Linked DNA regions of Homo sapiens: region 1 is linked to region 2. A link is a loop called in an ENCODE intact Hi-C map of the cell type or tissue named here. Cell type or tissue: heart right ventricle. All regions are shown on one strand. Links, peaks and the distances in the headings refer to the core of each region. The heading gives the core; the rest is flanking DNA. Region 1 has its middle 14 kb from the start of LINC02667. Region 2 overlaps EBF3 (EBF transcription factor 3).

Evidence for each region. Peaks named below come from ENCODE experiments on the same cell type or tissue, not always from the same donor. Only the 100,000 strongest peaks of a DNase experiment are listed, where the experiment ranks them.
Region 1: a loop joins it to region 2, with 2.9 times the contacts of the local background. A loop is called at or near these places in 1 of 110 quality-filtered maps.

What each region holds. Positions count from the first base shown.
Region 1 is chr10:128,921,544-128,931,885 of GRCh38, reverse strand. No RefSeq gene overlaps it. Among named protein-coding and RNA genes, the nearest start is that of LINC02667, 14 kb to the right of the region's middle. In heart right ventricle, for the core only: no CTCF peak of the experiment used is centred there; DNase peaks (open chromatin) are centred at 3,450, 3,865 and 5,025; H3K27ac peaks cover 2,501 bases; H3K27me3 peaks cover 313 bases.
Region 2 is chr10:129,953,666-129,964,007 of GRCh38, reverse strand. It overlaps EBF3 (EBF transcription factor 3), which reads left to right. Exons shown (of 17, transcript NM_001375380.1): 1 at 1-373; 2 at 485-641; 3 at 1,003-1,066; 4 at 1,782-1,837; 5 at 5,001-5,074; 6 at 6,682-6,750. The coding sequence starts at 240. Among named protein-coding and RNA genes, the nearest start is that of EBF3, 5.4 kb to the left of the region's middle. RefSeq lists a silencer at 3,455-3,659 and enhancers at 3,082-3,753, 5,098-5,770. In heart right ventricle, for the core only: a CTCF peak has its summit at 5,755; DNase peaks (open chromatin) are centred at 1,787 and 2,379; H3K4me3 peaks cover 8,000 bases; H3K27ac peaks cover 8,000 bases; H3K27me3 peaks cover 7,428 bases.

The DNA of each region.
Region 1 (10,342 bases), core at 1,330-9,329, 1.0 Mb after region 2:
CACACACATTCTCATCTCCCCAGCCCCAAGCTCCTTGGAGTAGTTCCCTTAAGGTAAAGAACTTAAATCTCAGAGAGATTTCTGTACCCCCATGTTCATTTCAGCATCAATCGCAGTAGCCAAGATACAGGAACAACTAGGGTCTGTGGATGAGTGAATGGAGAAATCAAATGTGATTCATCCATTCAGTGGACTATGATTCAGCCTTAAAAAAGAAGGGGACGCTGCCTTTGCAGGAACATGGGCAGACCTGGGGGACATTGTGCCGGGTGACACAGGCCAGGCACGGAAGAACAAATACTGCAGATCTCACTTTTACGTAGTATCCAAAATAGTCAAGCTCATTGAATCAGAGAGTAGAATAGTGTTTACCAGATGTTGGGGGAGGGGAAAATGGGGAGATGTTGGTTCAAGGGCTCCAAGTTTAGTTATGCAGGATGAAAAAGTCCTAAGATCTCCTATACAACACAGGGTCTGTAGGTACACTTAAAATTTTGCTAAGGTGGTAGACCTTGTACTCAGTGCCCTTACCACAAAATTTTTTAAAAATCAAAGAATTAAAACATAAAAATAAAGGAAGCAGGAAGAAACTTCCTCCAGTGGTGAAAGGTAGGTTATGGCCTTGATTGTGTTGAGGGTTTCATAGCCGTGCACTTATCCCAAACACATCACATTTTATACATTAAATATCTACAACTTTTTATATGACAATCATATTTTAATAAAGTAGTTTTAAAAATAAATAAAATAAAGTCAAGGGGAAGTAGCTAACCTATCCTGGCAGAGAGTTCAAACACGCCCTTCCAGCCTGCAGACACTGAGCAAAGTGGCTCTGAAACAGAGGCTGGAACTGGAGCCCTGCAGGGACACAGGAGGCTGACGGTTCAGAAATTCAGACAGGCGATAGTCTAGACAAAGGGAAGCTTTTTGTGTGTTCATTGGTAAGCAATGAACAGAAGATTTTGTTATTGATTTAAATAAAAAGAAAAGAAAAAACAAGATGAAAGTTTGCAATGGAGAGAGGGAAGTTGTCTCCGTGAATCCAAGTGGTGGCTAATAATGAGGGGAGTGGCATGTGGTGACTACACAGCAGCTCCTGCTTGCTGGGGACTCTGATCCATGCCTTGGCTTCGGTTTTGTTTCTTTTGTAAGCAATGTGGCTTCCACTCTCTGTTCCTCAGCAGCATCCCTCGTCGCCGTAAGAGGCATCATTGCCTCTTCACAGAACTGTTAGCATCACAGAAATTAGCATTAAGTGACACAATATGACATAAATAATACCGATGCCAATATCCACAAGAGATTAGCTCTATTAACCTTTCAGTTGAGCTGGAAGCATTGCAACTTTTTGACCCCCTCCCCCCAAAAAAGCTAGTGATGTTTGCTTTCAAATACACAAACTCAAAGCACCTGCGTTTAATTTTCATCGGGAGCACCATTTTCATTTCTGAGCTGCAAAACTTCCGTGCTTCTGGCCCCTACTATGTCAAAAATGCACAGTGGCAGATTGGCATATTGAGCTATTAATAATTTGCTATATGTGTTACATATGTTGCATAAATGAACAGTGTTCTATCACTATTTCTTGACACTGGGGCCCTTGGGGTGGCAGGCTAAGACCCAGATCTGTCTACAACCTGCCCGTTCTGGAAAGAAAGGGAAAAAAAAGTGGCCCCTTAGAGCAGAATCACATTCCAGCTTGCAGAGCCAATTTTTCAGATGTTCACTCTTTCCTGTTCCTTGTTCCTCCACTCAGACCTCATCTGGCCATGATGAAAAATGATGTGATGCAATTTTTTATTCTACGCTTGACACTCTCATGGAAGGCAATGTGGTTCATTGATTCCAAACTCCAAAAAGGTCAAGAAATGAGGAACAAAATTTTCTGGAAGCAGCCCAGGAAAAACTTTCAACTTGGACCACGTATACCCAGGAAAACAAAACTGCTAATTGTTACCCCTTCTGTTGCTATTAAGCTTCAGAGGAGCCCTGAGCATATGTTTCATGAGCATGTACTTTTATATTAAAACATTATTGGGCCACCAGATGAAATGTATATTAAGTGTCTAGCTGAAAATGGACAGTAGGTTTAAATTTTGACAGCAAACAGCTGTAGGATTTCTTGAACTTAATTCAAATAATGAAATCAATAGGTTATGCTACAGTTTCAAGTTTCCCCAAACAAATTTATATGAAAAATGATATTAATTTATTTGAGATTACTTCAGCCAAGAAAGAGATTTTTCTCTGTCACTTCTGAAGGGTAGTGGGGGAGAAAAAAATCTGAACTATTACAAAAAATGTAGCTTGGATGGTTTAGAGATCTAATAAACAAAATGTGGCTTTTCAGTTCAGATTAATCACAATTGCCTTGTTTACCCGTTCTGCGGCGGCAACAATTTTTGAAATGCTAATAAATTAGGTCTCCTTTTTATCCCCCACGTTGGGAGAACAGCCCTTTCCAAACCTAATGTATGTGTCGGCAGCATGCCCAAGTTTTTCTCTTTTCATACACACTTTTAAAAAAATGCCACACAGCAGTGAGCCCCCTGTTGAATAATTCCAGTATGAGTAAATCCTGAAGGTTAGCAATCCAAGTTTAAGCCAAATGGTGCCAGATAAAAATTCCAATTTAGACACGGTTCCAATTCACACTGCTTTCAGCCTGTAACCTTCCCCGAACAGTGCAGCCAAAAGATTTAATAGTGTCACCAGTAGGGCACGCATAAATAGCAACTTTTATTGGTCACTATTTTGGAAATGTCAGGAGGGCTACAATATGGTTCTGGTTTGCATTCAGCCTTCACTTTGCTCACCTAGCTGAATCTTGGAAAACGTTTTTTCACTGTGACATATTGTAATTCCTTGTGAAAAAGCGTTTTCACCCACGAGACTTCTGATGTGGGACTTGGCACTATATTTTCTAGTAGTGGCAAGGAATCCACATCCTCTCATTGAATCTTCTGTAGGGATAACTTCTGTCCTGGTGGCCGTGGGACCCACACGGTCTTGCTCTCTAGCAGAGAGGAGAGATTTGTACCTGGAAGAGTTAATGAGGTGTCCACTGTAGGAACAGGGTATTGGGGTTCAAGGGGACAAGAGCAGACCCACCTGGGACGTGAGACAGACTGAAGGCGGAGGGCCTCGCAGATGGTGGAAGAGGGAAGGGCATCTGTGTGAGATGCGGCCAGCATGGGCCAGAGACTGGGGGAAGGGGAGGCGGGAAGTGGGCGTTCTGTTCAACACAGTGGTTCAGAACTCAAAAGCGGTGTTTCAAAGAAAGTCCTCAGTCCTTGCGGTGTGTGTGCCGCGTGCAGGAGCAAGACGCTGCCATCCCACGATGACGTTTCGCTCAGTTCATGCATGTCCTCGGAGGTGCCGTGTGTCTGTTCCAGCTTGTGCGGCGAAGGAAGATCTGCTCACCTCCAGGCACCATCCCGGAGTCCGCGATCTGGTGCGCGGTGCGTGCTCATTTGTTACGGCTGAAACTTTCTGCAAAGAGCATTTCAGGGCAGCACCCCTCCCGGTGATGGGGCCCCCGGCCCCGCACTTTCTGAGAACCAAGGGCGGTCTCAGAGAGTGCAGGTCCTGTCGCTCTAGGCCCTGCCGTGCCCAGAAAGAGGCCAGCGTTTTACTCCAGACGAATGATTTCAATACCATGTTGGAACAGTGCTCCTCACTCAAAGATTTCTGTCCCCACCGCTCGGCGGCTCACTCAATCACCTTCACCGTGAGAAAGCTCCGGAGCCTGGATACCTGTGGACACAGGTGAGGAGCCGGTGACACTGCCATATGTGCCCCCCAGCTGGCCTGGGGGCTCCGCGCTCCCTGGGCTGAGTTTGCCTCCGAGGGCTGGGCTGATCCCGCCCCCTTGGCCTGCCGTAGGCGGTCCTCAGCTCTCTAACCTCGGGGCAGCTGGGCCGGGCTGGAGCGTGGAGGATGGAAGCGGAAAAACCCTTCAATCCTGGACAGAAACAATCCCCTAAAGACAAGCCCAACTACAAAACCAGTCTAGAAGGAAAACCCGTCTTGTTTAAGGAAACGTGAGAGCTTTTTCCTATTGCAAAGCCAGCTCGATTCCCTCTCCTTTTCATTTATTGGTGACTTTAACAAATGTTTTAAACCAAATTTAGAACAGCTGGTTTTCCAGAAACTGCTGGAACATAAAGAAAATGCTTCGTTTGGTGCCATACCCAAATAAACAGGGGTTTAAACCTCAAGCTCTGACGAAGTCTGGCCTCTGGTGGCTCTGGTTACCGAAAAATTGGCCTTTGTTCAAGGTGGATGGTGTATACCTTGCCAGATTGAAATACCTCATGTGTATTTCGCAATGAGTGCAATTGAATTAATAGATACTGCCTCTCTAAGACCCAGGTGATTTTCCTATAATGTGACATGGACAGAGGAATTAAAAACACCATGGGTGGAAAGTCTGTGTCACTTGTCCAGGTTTTCAGACAAGGGCAGACCACTTACACGTTCTTCTCTGGAAAAAAAAAAAATCTCACCTTCCTACATGGTATAATGATGGGCTTTGTTTTTTAAAATCTGTGTCTGGTATATATGTTCTTTTTGTCTTTCAGCCGTATCACATTTCCTTTCTTCCTCATCATCTGAAACTGGCTTCCGGAATTAAAACAAACAAACAAAAGCTTCCCAGATTGTCAACATTTTAACTCTGGAGGAGAACTCCATGCATCTGAAGCACCCCCTTCTTAGTGCCGGAGAAGGTGGAGCTATTCATCACTTCTGTTTTTTATTAAAATAAAATAAAATTTAAAAAAACCTAGCCTGCAATCAGAAGAGGGAAAGGATTTCCCCCCAAATATGACTCTGATGGTTTAATTCTGGTTTCTATTCCCCTAGCAGCACTTACTTGTTAATATGCCAGATATCAGGGAGCAGGGATCACTGAAAACATGTTTATGAACGTATTAAACTCCGCGTCAGGACCCAGGGCCAACGATCCCCTGGACAGCAGGACCGAGGCTGCTAAATGAAGTCCACAGGCCGCAGGCCAGACCTACCCCGCAGCAGCACAGAGCGGGGGCTGGAGATAAAGCACGAGTCAGAAGCTCAGCAGAAGCATTTCAAATGCCCACTTAAAATCAACACGGGAGTGTGATCTCATGGAGCCTGGGCTCCATGGCTTAGAAAATATAGACCGTGTGGGCCAGGCACGGTGGCTCACGCCTGAAATCCCAGCCCTTTGGGAGGCTGAGGCGGGCCGATCACAAGGTCAGGAGATCGAGACCATCCTAGCTAACATGGTGAAACACCGTCTCTACTAAAAAAAATACAAAAAATTAGACAGGCTCACTCCAGCCTGGGTAACAGAGTGAGACTCTGTCTCAAAAAAAGAAAGAAAGAAAGAAAGAAAATATAGACCGTGTGATGCAGCCTGGTGTGGGCACCCAGGGTTGCTTGTGTTAGGCCACATCTGTGGCTACAGAGGTACCTGAGCAAAACTCAGAAACGGCCACCAGAATGCTGGCTTTGACTGCAGGGGACTGAAATTACTGCAGTGAGGTGAGATTTCCCTGAGAAGTGTTGTCCTTTTACTAAAGCATAAAAGAAAATCTCTGAACCCAAATGCCTTGCATATTAGCCCCTTCTCATGCTACTAATAAAGACATATCCCAGACTGGGGAATTTATAAAGGGAAAGAGGTTTAATGGACTCACAGTTCCACATGGCTGGGGAGACCTCACAATCATGGTGAAAGGCAAAAGGCACGTCTTACATGGTGGCAGGCAAGAGAGAATGAGAACTAAGCAAAAGGGGAAACCCCTTATAAAACCATCAGATCTAGTGAGACTGATTCACTACCATGAGAACAGTATGGGGGAAACCACCCCCATTATTTGATTATCTCTCACTGGGTCTCTCCCCTAACACGAGGGAATTCTGGGAGCTACAGTTCAAGATGAGATTTGGATGAGGACACAAACAAACCATATCAGCTTGACTTTGTAAAGAGTCCACTACTTTGACATTTTAGCTTTCCTTAAGGAGCAATAATTTTGCTTGGCTAACAGATCTCTTTCACAGTGTGGTAAGGACTCGAATTTTGAACAGAGCCAGACAGGCCATTTGCAAACAGAACCATCTGCAAATGGGCCCAAGTTACTCCCAGCACAAGTGAGTGGTTTGCCTTGGTGGCCCATACAGTCTCCTCTAAGTAGGGGACTCTGGCACATCTATAGTTTATGCTTATTCACCTGCTTTAATCAGTTTAGTGCTCCCAAATGTCCCAGTTCAGAAGATCAGTCATAAGGCCACCCTGGCTATGAGGCATCTCCATGTGTGCGAAAACACTGGCTCACTTGCTGGGCTGGCACTGGGCTGGGGACATGAACGTGAGGACTGAATGTAAGGGAGAAACACTGGTGACTGTCACTGGCAGTGGGAATGCAAAGCACTGAGCACCTCAAGGTCCTTAGTTAGCCTTCTCAACTTCTGTTGCTGGTGGAGTCTGAGGTGGCCCGAGTTTTCAGCTGGAAAATTGCATAAGCCACTTTAAAGAGCTTTGAGTCAGATGTGGAAACCTAGACTCAAGATGAGCTTTGAGTCTAACTGCTGTGTCCTCAGGACCCTTACTGGAGCCAAGGAATGCGTGAGAAGTGCCTCTGGGCCCAGCCAGAAGAAAGGTATGGAGTCTGAGCTGTGCCTTCCTGAGAATAACCTGTTCCTGGCCTCTGAGTTCTGCCTGCTGTGGGGATATGACATGCTGTATCCAGGAACCAGTGGAAGGCAGCTGGGCTGGAGAGCTAGCACTGATGGGTGAGCAGCCTCCTCCGGCTATTCCTGCAGGCAACATCCAGGCCAGGCAACACCCAGGCCAGGCAACGGCAATAATCGGGACACAGAGAGAGCCCAAGGGATTCAGTGACTGACAAGCAACCAGCTGGGGGCACCTCATCTCCTTGGCTGGGGAATGATCTTGACCACATGAAATAGAAGTGTATTGGGATGCTTATAGGTGAGACGAGATTCAGAAGCAGTCGTACCTCCTCTATGCAAACCAGTTGGCCTATGGAATGTCTAGCTGCCTTCCATCCTTCTAGATATGGTCAGCAGCAGCAACTTGTATGTCCCCAGTTCTAGGCACCCAACTCTGGAGAAACAGGTTTCAATACTAAACAACAGGAGACAGGTTTGATAGTAATTTCAAACCCACCTACCCACAATAAACAGGTGACACTGGTCACCAAACACTTCAATCACACTTCCGTCAGCAAAATATTACCCTCGGTGTGAGTATATGGATGTGCTTTTAAGTAGATAGATGATAGATAGATAGATAGATAGATAGATAGATAGATAGATAGATGATAGATAGATGATAGATAGATGATAGATAATAGATAGATGATAGACAATAGATAGATGATAGATAGATGATAGATGATAGATGATAGATGATAGATAGATGATAGATAGATAGATGATAGATAGATGATAGATAGATTATAGATAGATGATAGATTATAGATAGATAGATGATAGATGATAGATGATAGATAGATGATAGATAGATATAGATAGATAGTTAGATGATAGATAGATGATAGATAGATAGATAGATGATAGATGATAGATAGACAGATAAACAGATAGATAGATATTAGTAGATATGTCTTGTATGGTATGCTTTATAAAACATACACAAAATACAAATTCTAAAACCATGAGTTGCAAAAATTATAAATAGAAATTTTAATGTTTTCTTCCCATACCCATTGAAGCTTCTTCACCCCGCACTTGGAGACTGCTGTTCCAGAGCACAGAGGTCTGAGTTTTGAGCTGGCCATACCAATCTCAGTGTGACAATGGGAAGCTGCTGGTGCCCCCTTCCCCGTCTCCAGGCCTCTGTTTCCCTGTCTGTGAATTGAAATGATTGAGAAGAGAGTAGATCTGATGTGCTGTGGGATCTAGGGACTGAGATAGACATGGAGACAGAAGAAGAGAAGGAGGGAGAGCAGAAGATGGAGAGAAGACGGAGATCAAAGAGAGCAGGAGAGGGAGAGAAGAGAGAAGGAGATAGAAGCAAAGATAGAGAAAGAGAGAGAGTGAAAGGAGGACTGCATAGATAAGATAGCTAGTTAGTGATAGATAGATAGATAGATAGATAGATAGATAGATAGATAGATAGATAGATGATAAATAGGCTCCAATTTTCAGGAACCAAGCTAACCAGCCAGCTCCATGTAGCACTGCCCAGCCATCATCAAAGATGCTGCTACCCCTACATCCTTTGCTGTCTGTGACCACTGGGCCCCAGGCTACTATTTGCTCCTGGTTGGGGGTATGGGGGACTTTCCTTCTTCCTTAGGCTCAGGTTTCTTGATTGAAACTGACTAAAGGAATCAGCTTTTTTCATCCCATGAAATTGTTCCTCCGACTGCTGGAGACTCAATAAGTGGCTGCTGCTGCGTGCCCCAGCATGGCCTTGGGGCGTTTACATATGAGAGCACTCAATACTTGCCCAAGAGGTAGGTGTGATACTGTCACCATTTCTGTGTCACAGACAAGGACATGAGCTTCTGTTGGGTTAGATGACCTGCCCAAGGCCACATACCCAGCAGGAGAAGGTGCTACCCGCCTACTCCCTCCACACTATCCCTCGGGCGTCTCTCTTTCCAGCTGCAGGTCAGGAGTGGGTGCATGGACACTCCATTTATACCTGCACTGCATATTGAAATGGCTTCAGGGAATGCTCAGATTCTGTTGGTATTTGTGCCTTCCTCTAGACTGTCAGCACTGCAGAGCAAAGCCCCCATTCAGTTCCATTTGGGTCCCCGCCCCACTGCCTGCTGAAGAGATGGGATCTCAGGTTTCACAAGGGGCTGGTGAAGGTCACCACTCTCTGTTGGATCCTGCAAATGGTCTCCAGTCCAAGTTTCTTAAATTTCCAACTGGCTTGGAGCAGTTCATTATTGAAGGTCTGAAATGGCTGAAGCATCCAGCGTCCCTGCCGGCTGAGTCTGAAGCGATTCTTACTGCAGTTCATGCAGGAGGAAGTGTGTTCCTACACCATGCCACCCAGAGGCGATGCCCCGAGGAATCTGGGAGTTCCCATGCTCGCCCGGGGCGGGGGCTGGCTCTTACCTCGCCTTGAAAACCTGGAGCCTAGGGTAGTGCCTTTCGCAAAATAAACAAATCAACACAGAGCATTACAAAAGACTAAAAGTAATACAAATGTTTCCCTTCAGTTTTACAGCTGAAATAAATACAAAATTCTTTCAATTACACTTGACATTTTAGACATTGCAATTTTATGAAATGTTGCTGCCATGTATTAAAAAGTTCCAGCTCTATAACAAAACAGTCTTAAGCTTTTGAAACAACTGGAAAGTAACAGCCAGGTCAAAGGAACATAAAATACAAGCAATGACATATGTAAGCTATACTTGGAGAATACAGTGATTCTGGGAACACATTGCCCAACTATGATTTCTTAACACATAATATTCAGAGAGCAGATGACCTGCTGGGGCAGCTGCAGTCCCAACACTGACCTGGAGTTGCATCAAGAGAGCAAGCTGCCAACCCCATCTGCCTGCCTGAGCGTCTACATCTTCAAAAGATGGAGAAGGGGCCCCAGAGACTGTTTTTCCCCCAAAGTCCCTGAAACAGACCGGGTGTCACTTGTCAATAAAGTTTCATGTGGCTGAGGCACTCATAGGGTGTTTGAGTTAACTCTGGACCAGCAAGGGCTGCTCTTGTGTCTGGCTCTGTCATAACGTGGCCAGTGATTAGTGTAGAATGTTCTAGATGCTCCATGTGGAAGGGACTCTGAGGCCTCAGAAATTTGGGTGTTTGCCTGCAAAGATCTCTTGGAAAAGATTGGTTTTCCCCTCTCTTCATCTGTTTCATCACCAAATAATTTTGGTAAAGGATATTGAACGAGATAATAAACTCTTCTCCACTCAGTTTAAATTTGATAAAAGTAAATGCCAAAGTGAGTGTCGGGCAGATTGGGGTGTGCAGAACTCACAAAGGAAGTGGCTAAGAACAGATCCCACAAGTCTCAGACTTCCAGCCACATTAAGGACAGAGCGGTCGTAAATGGAGCTATAGCCAGGTACCCATGCTGTGCAGGCATCCTGTGGGTGCTCTGCCCTCTGTTCCCCCAAGGTGAGAAAGGGTGTCCAGTGAGAGGAGGTGCCTCCATGAACTGCATAGACTCTGAAGCTGCAGGAGTTGGAATGCTGCCCAGTCCTGCCTGGGAGAGCTCAGGGGCCACTGAGCCACGGGGTAGGCTGTGACCAAGAGAGCGCAAGTTGCTGCTGCCCAGCTGGGGAGTAATGGCTCCCCCTCACCCCCATTGTAGTCAAAA
Region 2 (10,342 bases), core at 1,572-9,571:
CTCCTTCGAAGCGCCGCCGCCGCCGGTGGAGCCGCCTCCGCGCCCCTGGCCGTCCGGAGCGCCCGGCCGCTGGTGTATGTCGCGCCTGCCCGGGACGGGCTGAAGCCGGCGGCGGGGCCGGACCGCAGGCGCCGAGCAGGGCGAGGGCGGCCAGGGCAGCCGCCTGCCGCCAAGCCCCGAGCGCCGCTGCTCGAGGAAACGCTTTCGGCCGGGAGCTGCGGCCGCCGCCAGCAGTTTTCATGTTTGGGATTCAGGAGAATATTCCGCGCGGGGGGACGACCATGAAGGAGGAGCCGCTGGGCAGCGGCATGAACCCGGTGCGCTCGTGGATGCACACGGCGGGCGTGGTGGACGCCAACACGGCCGCCCAGAGGTACGTACCGGCCGCCCCCGCGCGCCCTGGCCCCGGCCCCGGCCCGGCCCGGCCCCCTCCGCCGGCCGGCGCCGCGCTCCTCACCGGGCCGCTGTCTCTTTCCTCCCGCAGCGGCGTGGGGCTGGCGCGGGCGCACTTCGAGAAGCAGCCGCCTTCCAACCTCCGGAAATCCAATTTCTTCCACTTCGTGCTGGCGCTCTACGATAGGCAGGGGCAGCCGGTGGAGATTGAAAGGACCGCTTTTGTGGACTTTGTGGAGAAAGAGAAAGTAAGTGCAAACACACGATCACACCCTCTCTCTTTCTAGAAGCGGGAGGCAGGCGGTGCCGGTGCGCGGGGGTTCGAGTGCCCCCCTAGGCGGCGGGCTCGGCTCCGCCAGGCCACCCCGCCGCCGCCACGTGCGGCCGCCCGGGACCGCCGAGGGCTGGGCAACTTCTCTGCGCCCTCGGACTTACTCGGGGCGAGGAGAACGCTGGGCTTCCAGCAGGAAAGTGACATCACCGCGCTGCTTCGAGCTAGGAATCCTGCCATGTGTGAGGCCGAGAGCCTCGGTCGCGGAGGGGGACCGAGCGTGGTGGCCGCGCCTGACACCGATCGCACTAAATGCAATTATTTATCGTTACTTTCAGGAGCCAAACAACGAGAAAACCAACAACGGCATCCACTATAAACTCCAGTTATTGTACAGCAACGGTAAGTGCCTGCTGCGTGCTCGCCGCCCCTGCAGCGGCTGGCTCTCCTTTTCTGCGCTGGTGAAAGGACATAAAGATTTGAGATTAAAATGACATGGATGTAAACACGAAATCTTCTCATGGCATAGAAGGAAAACAAAACATAAACGATCAATAAGTCGATGGCACTTCACATGATTAACCGGTGGGGCTTGAAGTAGAAAGTAAGAAAAAGATCGATACGGGCTCCAGCAGAACATCACTTTTAAGTGACTTTTTTCAATTTTGCAAATTAATGTTAATTATTAGGATGGGGGTAACTCCATAAACGGAGCATAACTTACTTCCTGTGAACGAGTTTTTTTTTTTTAAATCCTCGAGAGACATTAGAAAGAGTTCAGCCTCTCACTCAGTTTCCATTTGGTGCTTTTTCTTTTCTAAAAATAAACGACCACATGGGCCCACCGCACACAGCTACCAGGCCTGCTCTCCACCAGGCAAGTTCCTTGCACCTTGAAATGCAAGCCCTAAGAGCCTTAAGGTTCTTAGTTAAGAAAAGAAAAAAAAAATTAAGCGAGAAGTGGTGGGGTTCTCTTTCTCCCTTTCAAAGGGATTGCCTAAGTTCTGCTGCATCACCGTGGCAGCAGTCCTGAGTTACAGACTTCCTGTGCTCCGTGTGCCCTCCCCGAGGTGCAGCACTCAAATCCTGATGAGAATTTGTCTCTGTTTTTTTGCAGGAGTCAGAACAGAGCAAGATCTGTATGTTCGCCTCATAGATTCAATGACCAAACAGGTGAGAAAGTTTATGCCTCTGCACGAGTTTTCACTGCTGGGCCTGGGTTGTCCTGGGCTTCAGAGGCAAGGGCACTGACAAATGGATCTCGTGTATTTGTTTTCCATTGAGTTTCCTTGACATGCTAATGAGAATTCCATATTTATTGGAATGAATGAAGCGATTGGTAAAATAGTTTATGTTGTCATTAGAACAGGACATATATGCTTTATTAAATGTCTTGTGATTGGAATCATATTCTGTCTTAATTAATTATGGTAATTAATATTTGACAAAAATTTCAAGATGTCCCCCCTCTTGTTTATTTTTAAATGCTTCTCTCTCTGCTAGGAATCAGTTCATTTGGATTTTTTTTCCTATAACAAAGGCAGCTAACTCCTAAGCCCATCGAGTTGGACTTGATTAGTTCATTTTTTTTCTCCTTTCCAGTGTGATGGTCTAGTAACACGAGACGTTTATTTGGATTTAAAAGTTAAATGTGTTGGGGTGAAAAGTCACCTTGTTCTCCTCTAGTCCATCTTCACCTCGCAGCCCCCCAGCTCCATAATTCAAACTCCAAGCTCCAGGGGTCACTCCAACCCGTCCACTGCTCTGCCCCCTCTCCCACCCTCTGTCATACCTTGTAAATAACATAATTACAAGCAGTTCCTTATTAAATTATTTAACCTGTCTTGGTCAACTTTTCCGATGATAACTATTGGCTATCAGTAATGTGATTAAGTGGAGAAAAGTGCGTCACTGCTTTTTGACATTGTGCAGTCTCTGGCTGCTGGTTTTGTGCTGGGTGGTGTGTTGTTGTTGATTTGGTTGTTTTAAAGATTTCCCCCCGCCCCCATTTTCTTAAAATAGAGTGTTGTGGTGGGGAGGGGGGCAGGTCCAGTTTGTAGATTAAATCCACTCGGCACAGATTGTTTTAAAATATACTTCCAAGCTGGACTTCACACTTAGAAATGAAAGTGGCTTCTTCGGTTTTGATGCTAACTTTAAGAATTGTGAGCCAAGTAAAGGAGAGCTCGTTGGGGCTTCCTGCAGCCCAGCACATATGCCTCCCACTCTCTGCATGCAATTAGTTTGCACATTTTATTTCCCCTTTAAAAAGTTTGTCCTTACCTAGGTAGCAAGGGTGTTAGATTTTAATGCCTGCAGTGGTAAACCAGTGTGCTTTTCTCTTAGAGTAAAACAGATCTGACAGGTAAACTAAGGTCTTTCTGACAAAGACAGAGGCGGTGTGCCCTTCTGTAATTATTTCACTCGATTCAGAGAAGCCTCTGGAACTCCGGCTGCTGGTTGACAGGGTGATTTTATTTCCTTTGTATATAATGGCTAAATGTTTTCGGAAATCGCTATAGTCTAATTAAGAGGTTTATGTAGGCAGCCCTAAGTTTCTCTGTTGTTGCACAGAGGAGGAGGAGGCTTCGTTTTAAGTACACTTTTATTGTTCATTTAGCCTTGTACCTTTGCAGTATAAACAGGGCTGAAAATAAAGGCATTTAATCTCCTCTCACTGACGGGCATGGAGGGGCAAAAAAAAAAAAAAAAAAAGGAAAGAAATAGCCCAGTAACTGATCAAAGAGTCAATGGCGCTGAACCGACAGTTTATGGATTTCTGTTTGTGCTACAAAATAAAAAATAAATCAAATATAAATACGGCGATCCATCGGAGGACAAGCCACTCTCTCAGAAGCGCTGGTGCCCGCCGCGGCCACGCGCCCTGCAGCGCCAGGCGACTCGTTGGCCTGCGGTGACACCCATCACTTCTGTGGTTCTGAGCCGGGTCCAGGCAGGAGGCTGGGTGAGCGGGGTTCGCGGGGAACCTTCCCTCTTCCCAGGAGGGCAGCCCCGGGCTTTCACCAGAAAGGGCTTTGTCCGCCTGGAAGTAGAGGAAAGTGTCAGAAGTGCCCGGGGAGGTTGGAAGGAATTTCCAGATAATTTTCAGGGGTGGGGGCGGGAACCGGAGAAGAGGACATCCCTCCCCCTTCCGTGGAATTTTATGCAGGGAACTTGGAGCTCCCGGCCCCAGCCTCCCGCCCCTCCCCCAGTAGACTTTTTTTTTTTTTCTTTTCTGTTTTTTCGCGAGGCCAGTGGTGGAGGCCCAGCCCGGGCGGGCGGCTCCCGATCCCCAGCTCGGGTTCCCAGCGGCGGAGCCGGGCTGAGCGCGGCCGTGAGCGCACCTAGGGCTTCGCACCATCTGGCGGAGCCTCTGCTCAAAACCCACCCGAGCGTGCGCGCAGAGACTGCCTTTTTACCCGAGAAAAATCACTGTTAGCAGTTTCAAAATAAACACCAGATTGGCCATTAGCACTTTCTTTCCAAATATCATCCGGCGAGGAGCACGTGGCCGCGCGGGCTCGGGCGCCCTGGGGCCCCGGCACTCCTGCGGGGCGCTGGCGACGCCGCGGCCCACGTGCGGTTGCTGCTCCTGGGCCTCCCGCCTGGGCTCCCAGGCCGCCCGCAGCGTGCAGAGGCCAGGTCGCTGCCCACCACTCAGGGAGGCCCCGGGAGCTCGGGACGGCGGCCGGTCCAGGGCGGCCTGCTCCCCGCGGGCGCCTGGGTTTGGAACGCGGGAAGCCGCGGGAAGCCGCGGGGCGCCAGACTTGCTAGAGCCGGGGGAGCGCGCAGGGCAGGGCGGGCGCGGCCCTCGGCCCTTGGCAAACTGCTCCTGCGCCGCGACCATCCTTCCCTGCTTCTTTAGCCTCGGGGCGTTCTGATCGGCCTCTCCCAACATGCAGATTGGAACTCGTTGTAGACAATGGCCTGAGGACGCGGCCTGGCGGCGGCGCGGAATGCCGAAGGGGCCCGGGAGCCCCGGGTTCCGGGGTCGGTGCCAGCGGGCTCTCGCTCCTTGCGCCCCGGCCCCGGCCTCCCTCGCCCTGCCCTCCCCGCGGCCCGAGCCCAGTCGGCGCCTTCCCTGCAGCCGAAGGCCCCTCGCAGGCCTGGCGGGCGCCCGGGGGAGGAGGCTGGGAGGCAGGGGAGGGAGAAGCCATCGCGGCCTAGCCCAGCTCCGAGGGTGACCCCATCGGGAGGGTGGCCGAGGGAGGGGGGCGCATCGCCTCCCCTCGAGCGTGGTGCACCTGCTGCCAGCCAGGCCTGCAGCGCCCGGGGCGATTTGGCGCCAAAGCCGCGGGCGCCGCGTAACCCCAGCCTCTGCTTGTCCCTCGCGCAGGCCATCGTCTACGAGGGCCAGGACAAGAACCCGGAGATGTGCCGTGTGCTGCTGACCCACGAGATCATGTGCAGGTGAGCGGCGGGCGGCGGGCGGCGGGGGCGCGGGCTGCCTCGGCGCCAGCTGCGTCTACAAAGGACGCCGCGTCCAGGCGCCGCCACCCCGCCCAGCTCCGGGAAGGGCATCGATTGAAATGTAATCGGCCCGAGGCCGCGCGCCGGGCCGCGGAGGAGCCCGCGCTCCTTCCCCCCAGCGCTGACGATCAACGCGACCCGCTGCTCAGCAGAGCGGATTAATATGTGGGCCGTGTCGTTGCAGTGTAGTCAAAAATGAAAACAGGTCTGGGTGATGCATCCGTCCGCGGTGCCGGAGGAGTCAGGGATCACTCGGAATCATTTTACTACTTCCTTCTCAGGCGCTCGCATCCTGAGATATACAATTGTCTGTTATTGATAAAAAGGAAACTCTTTTGTACTTACTATAGCGCGCGTGTATGTGAGAATTGGATTGTGATTCTGTCAGTTAACCTCTTCCCTAGAGCAGCGATGCAGCGTTCGTGTCGTTGTTAGATAGCGTGCCCGTTACTTGAGATCTCTGTCAGAAGAGCAATTTCCCACCTGTTTTTTCTAACTACCACAAGAGTTTCACCCCTACATGGCAAATAAAAATGCATCATTGACTTTGTATGTGTGGCATGTGAAATATAGTTGCAAGGAATAGCAAGGAAAGCGTTGCAGGCTTCCAGGCTACAGTAGCAGGCCGCATACTCTGAGGGGCATACTCCGCCTGGCTATGATGCCGGTTGCCTAAATGCCATTTCTGAGCAGACATATTGTTACAGCACTAATATACAAAAGCTGACTTTTTCTCATATCAGGTAATAAATATAAATTACAACCAATAAAGTGGAATTTCTTTATTATCCACTTCTGCATGTACTGCAATTAACATAGAAAGCGCACAGATGTGATTTAAGCTCTAAGTGGAAGACTGTAGACTTTCTTTAATCACTTTAGCTGTCAGCTTTAAAAGGCTTTATATACTTTGCCTACCATATGGTGTTAATTTAGCTAATTTAGACATGTAACCATTATACAAGTATGCTTTTTTAAAATGCAAGAAGCATAACATTTTTGTTTCATTTCTGCTTTAATTAAAGTTTCAATAACAGAGTTAAGGTAGGCTTAAAGAAGGAACAATAGAAGTTTGTGATAGATGGATGCATGCTTTTGTGGTTATAATTAATAAATGCCCCAAAGAAATATTGGTTGAAGGTGGCATCTTGCATCTTTTCCAGAAATAACAGCTTGACAATTAGAGGTAAACAAAAGCCGAAGCTGTGAAAAGTTATTCCCAAGCCTCCTGCCTTCCCTTCTCCTCAGTTCATTGCAAAGACAAACACCGACAACATGTTTTCCATATTTTAGCATCACAATCTATATAGTACTCTGGTTACCCTCCTGGTATTAACAGATAGGTTCAACTTTGCTCCTTCCGGTAGAAAGTTACATCGTAAGTTTAGCCGCAGAACACGTGAACTCACTGGGTTTAAATTCTCCAAACTGCCTTGGTAGTTGACTCCTACCGCTTCATTGTCAGACGTCAGAAAAAAAAAAAAATACAAGTCGGGCATAAAAGGGGGAAATGCATATTAAAACCACTGTTTACAATTGCTCCACAGCCGGTGCTGTGACAAGAAAAGTTGTGGCAATAGAAACGAAACGCCCTCAGACCCTGTAATCATTGACAGGTAAGGATGACTTCTTTATTTTTCAAAACAAAACCGCAGCAGCAACAAAACGTTTTGCCTTGCTTGGTTTCCAGTTGCTCCATATTTTTGAGGCTGGTGTCGAGCCCATCTTGTGCATTGCACCATTTGTTGTCCGCGTGTGTTATCATGCACAGGTGGGTTGACTTGGAAACCTGGTGGCTCGCTCTGTGGGGATTCAGTAATTGCTTGTGAGTTGTCAAGGGAAGCAGTTTCATCTGCCACTGCTCTCGCTGTGAGGAGCACTTTATGCCTAGAGAGTTTCTGGCTTTAAACCTAGAGATGTGTCATAAAATGCTTTTTGCTAATTTGTTAACAAGTATTTCATTTTTACATTATTTTTATCTCTGATGATAGTTGAAGTTGAGACTTGGGTGATGTTACTGTTGTAATTGTTGCCCAGCGTTAGAATGAATTTAATCTGCTCTCAATTAGTTGCAAAATGTGTCCTAATTTTTTTCCAATTGTAGCTGTCGTTTTATGTCAAGTAGCAAATATGTAACTAACAAACCAAACTTGTTATAATTGAAACTAATTACACATGCTGGTTACATGTTCCAACATTAATTTTCATAACTCGATTAGCTGTATGCATTCTTTACATTTGCTGCTCTTCATCTTGCTGTTTCTCATATTCCTTGGGCAATGCTGCATCCTTTTAAGATACCAATCAGTAGCCCTAATGGTGCTAATGTGCATTTGGCATAGCTTTAGTTGAAGCAACAAAAACACCACCACCCTCCTCGCCCAGCCCTCTCCCAACTCGCTGGGTTTCGGTGCCGTGCAGGAGAGGAGGATTTCTTTCTTTCCAACAATGGGTAGCAGCAAAAGGCCCAGCGTGTGATTGACTGCAGATTTTGAAATTGGTACCCAAATTGAATAAATGTTAGACGTGTACATATGACACCAGTTTTGCGAAGCAGAGGTTTAGACGGTTTTGAAGAGGGGTTGAATTTCCGCAGCTTTCATTACAAAGTTATCTTTTGATCATGAACTTTGCTGTCCAGTGTCTGAAAAATTAAACCCGGAAAACTCCATGAGTTAAGCCTAAAGAAATATGCGCCACCAGTGGAGAGCAATGCTAATGTTTAACTAGCTGGAATAGCTGTTTGCTTAGTGGAGAATGTTCGGTATCTGACAGAAGGGACAGCTCTCTTATTAGTAATCAAATAGGGTTGACCAGTTGTGGCTGTCACTCAGGCAATTGAGAACAAGTTCAACACTTTATAGAACTCGAACTATGAAAATCAATATAATTATATCTGTCTTTAGTGTTGTGGCCATGGAAATCATATAGCCTTAGATTATTGTCTTGTAACTGAATTTATTTTATTTTCTTGATTGGCTAGAAGTGTTTGAACTATTGGAGTCTTGTCTAAGTTGCTTGAAAAGGCAGTGCATGTTGGCTTTAAATGAAGGATTGCGAAAGTGTTTCATCTTTTGTGTGATACTTTAAATTTTAAAAGAGGACTTGTTTATAAAGTGTGAGACTTCTAGCATGCCACAATGATGAAGTAGCCATGTTGATTTGGCTCACATTTTGGATGCTGTGTTTTCCCTTCAAAATCACTTTGGATTTGTGCAACATTCAATCCTTTATTGACTATTGATGCTGAATAACTTTTAATACTCAGTGTTCATCATATGGTGGGAAATATTTTCCCCAGATATGCAGAAATATATTCCTTAATTCTCGTCTGAATGTTGTCTTATATTTGGTTAATTAAAATATGTGCTAAGATTACTCATATTTTTATAACCTAAGAGAAGTGTGTGATTATTTGATATTCTAGAAGCATGAGAGGAGGGGAAAAACGTAAAAACATTTGGTTAATGGGTTTACCATGTTTATTTGAATAAGGAGGATTGAAGCTCCATTTACGCCTGGCATAAATGCTTTGGAGGTCTTAATTATTGATGAAAAATCTGCTCTGCTCCTAAATTCAAAGATATGACAATTTTATAGAAATTTTAATCACCGTCTATTTTAGGGATTTTAAGGTGAGGGTAGTTTTATGAAATGACAAATACAATGTACATTTTTAGCATTCTTAAGAAAGCTGTCACTTAGAATGGCAAAGTACTATTAGCATTGTGTTGTCTGTTGTAAATCCCTGTGAAATGATTGCAGTATTGGCACTGTCTCCAGCTTACGGCATATTTCTACGTGAAAAAAATGAAGAATTTAGTGTTCACTAGGGCAAGTTAGATTAATCAGAGAAAGAGGAATACCTATAGGAGGGCAATCTCTTTAGACTGACACCGTCTTTTGCAACTGAGATGCGTTTCAGTTTCATAATGATAATCATTTCTGTGGGGTGTATGTTGCCTCTGAAAATTAGTTGCTTATGTTGAGTTTCTAGCCTGTCTTTTCTCTTGAGTATTGCAGAATAAAATGTCCCACCAGACTGGGGAGTCAGTTTCCAGGTCCCCATCAGCAGTGTCTCATTTGGTTAGTTGGCTTAAAAAAGAATTATATACAACGTGCTTTGCCGGCTCCTTGTGGCCTTTGGATACATTTAGCAGGTTCTGACCAGATAAGGCATATTTGTCCTGAGGATATAAACCAATAATTCCAACCTGAATTGAGATCAATGGGCCCACATTTGTTCCAACCCACACCGAGCCTCTCCCGGCACGTTGAGACTGCCTTTCTGTGTTATGAGAACAGAGAAGTAAGCTCCTCGCTCTGGCAGGGTAATCACATTCTATAGACTCTGATGCCTTAAATCAATTAATTACACAATTTAGTTCAGTTATCTTTCAGAAGCATTAAATACTTATGAATGGCATGAAGACCCTTCAGAGAAAAAAAAAGGGGGGGGGGAAGTGAGGCTGTTTCCCATTACAAAACCATTTCATGCACTGCAAAGGTTTCACTTATGTTAACTGTTTTCTTTCTCATAAAACATTGCTAGAGGAACAAGTTTTTAATAGCACCATGGTTATAACTATATGCAGTATATTTAAAATAATATAACAACTTACGGAGCAAAGAAGAAACATAACATTGTAAAGTAAAAAGCATGGTCAATAAAGAGATACTACAGGAAAAAAGTATCTATGGTAGATTGTGTGACCTGCAGAGAACCAAATGCAAGTAAAGGAAGAGTGCACACACACAAACACACATGTACACCTTCTGTACATACACACACAAATGATTTTTAATGGTATTGCTGAAAAGGATGGGAGTATCATTTTCCTCGTGGAATAATGTTTTCTGGGAAAACACAAAAGCAGATGGTCTTCATTAGGAACACCCATTGTCCACATATCCCAACTATGAACAGATAAATCTCTCCTGTTTCACCCGTGCATTCCAAGGGCTGCAAATGATTCCAGGATGTCGGTGTAGCTGCTAAGCCAACACCACACTCTGGCTCCCATCACTTGCTCGTGCCATCCCGGTCTGTTTCCCAAGGAGCTCTGGAAATGCCCAGGAAGGTGTATACTCCTTTTCTCCCCCTCCTTGCTTGGGCTGGGTGGATGGAAGGTGCAAGGTCCAACTGTTGCAAAGTGGGGAGGCCAACTGTAGGGGTGGTGGGAGCAGGGGCTGTGGCTGCCCAGGCAG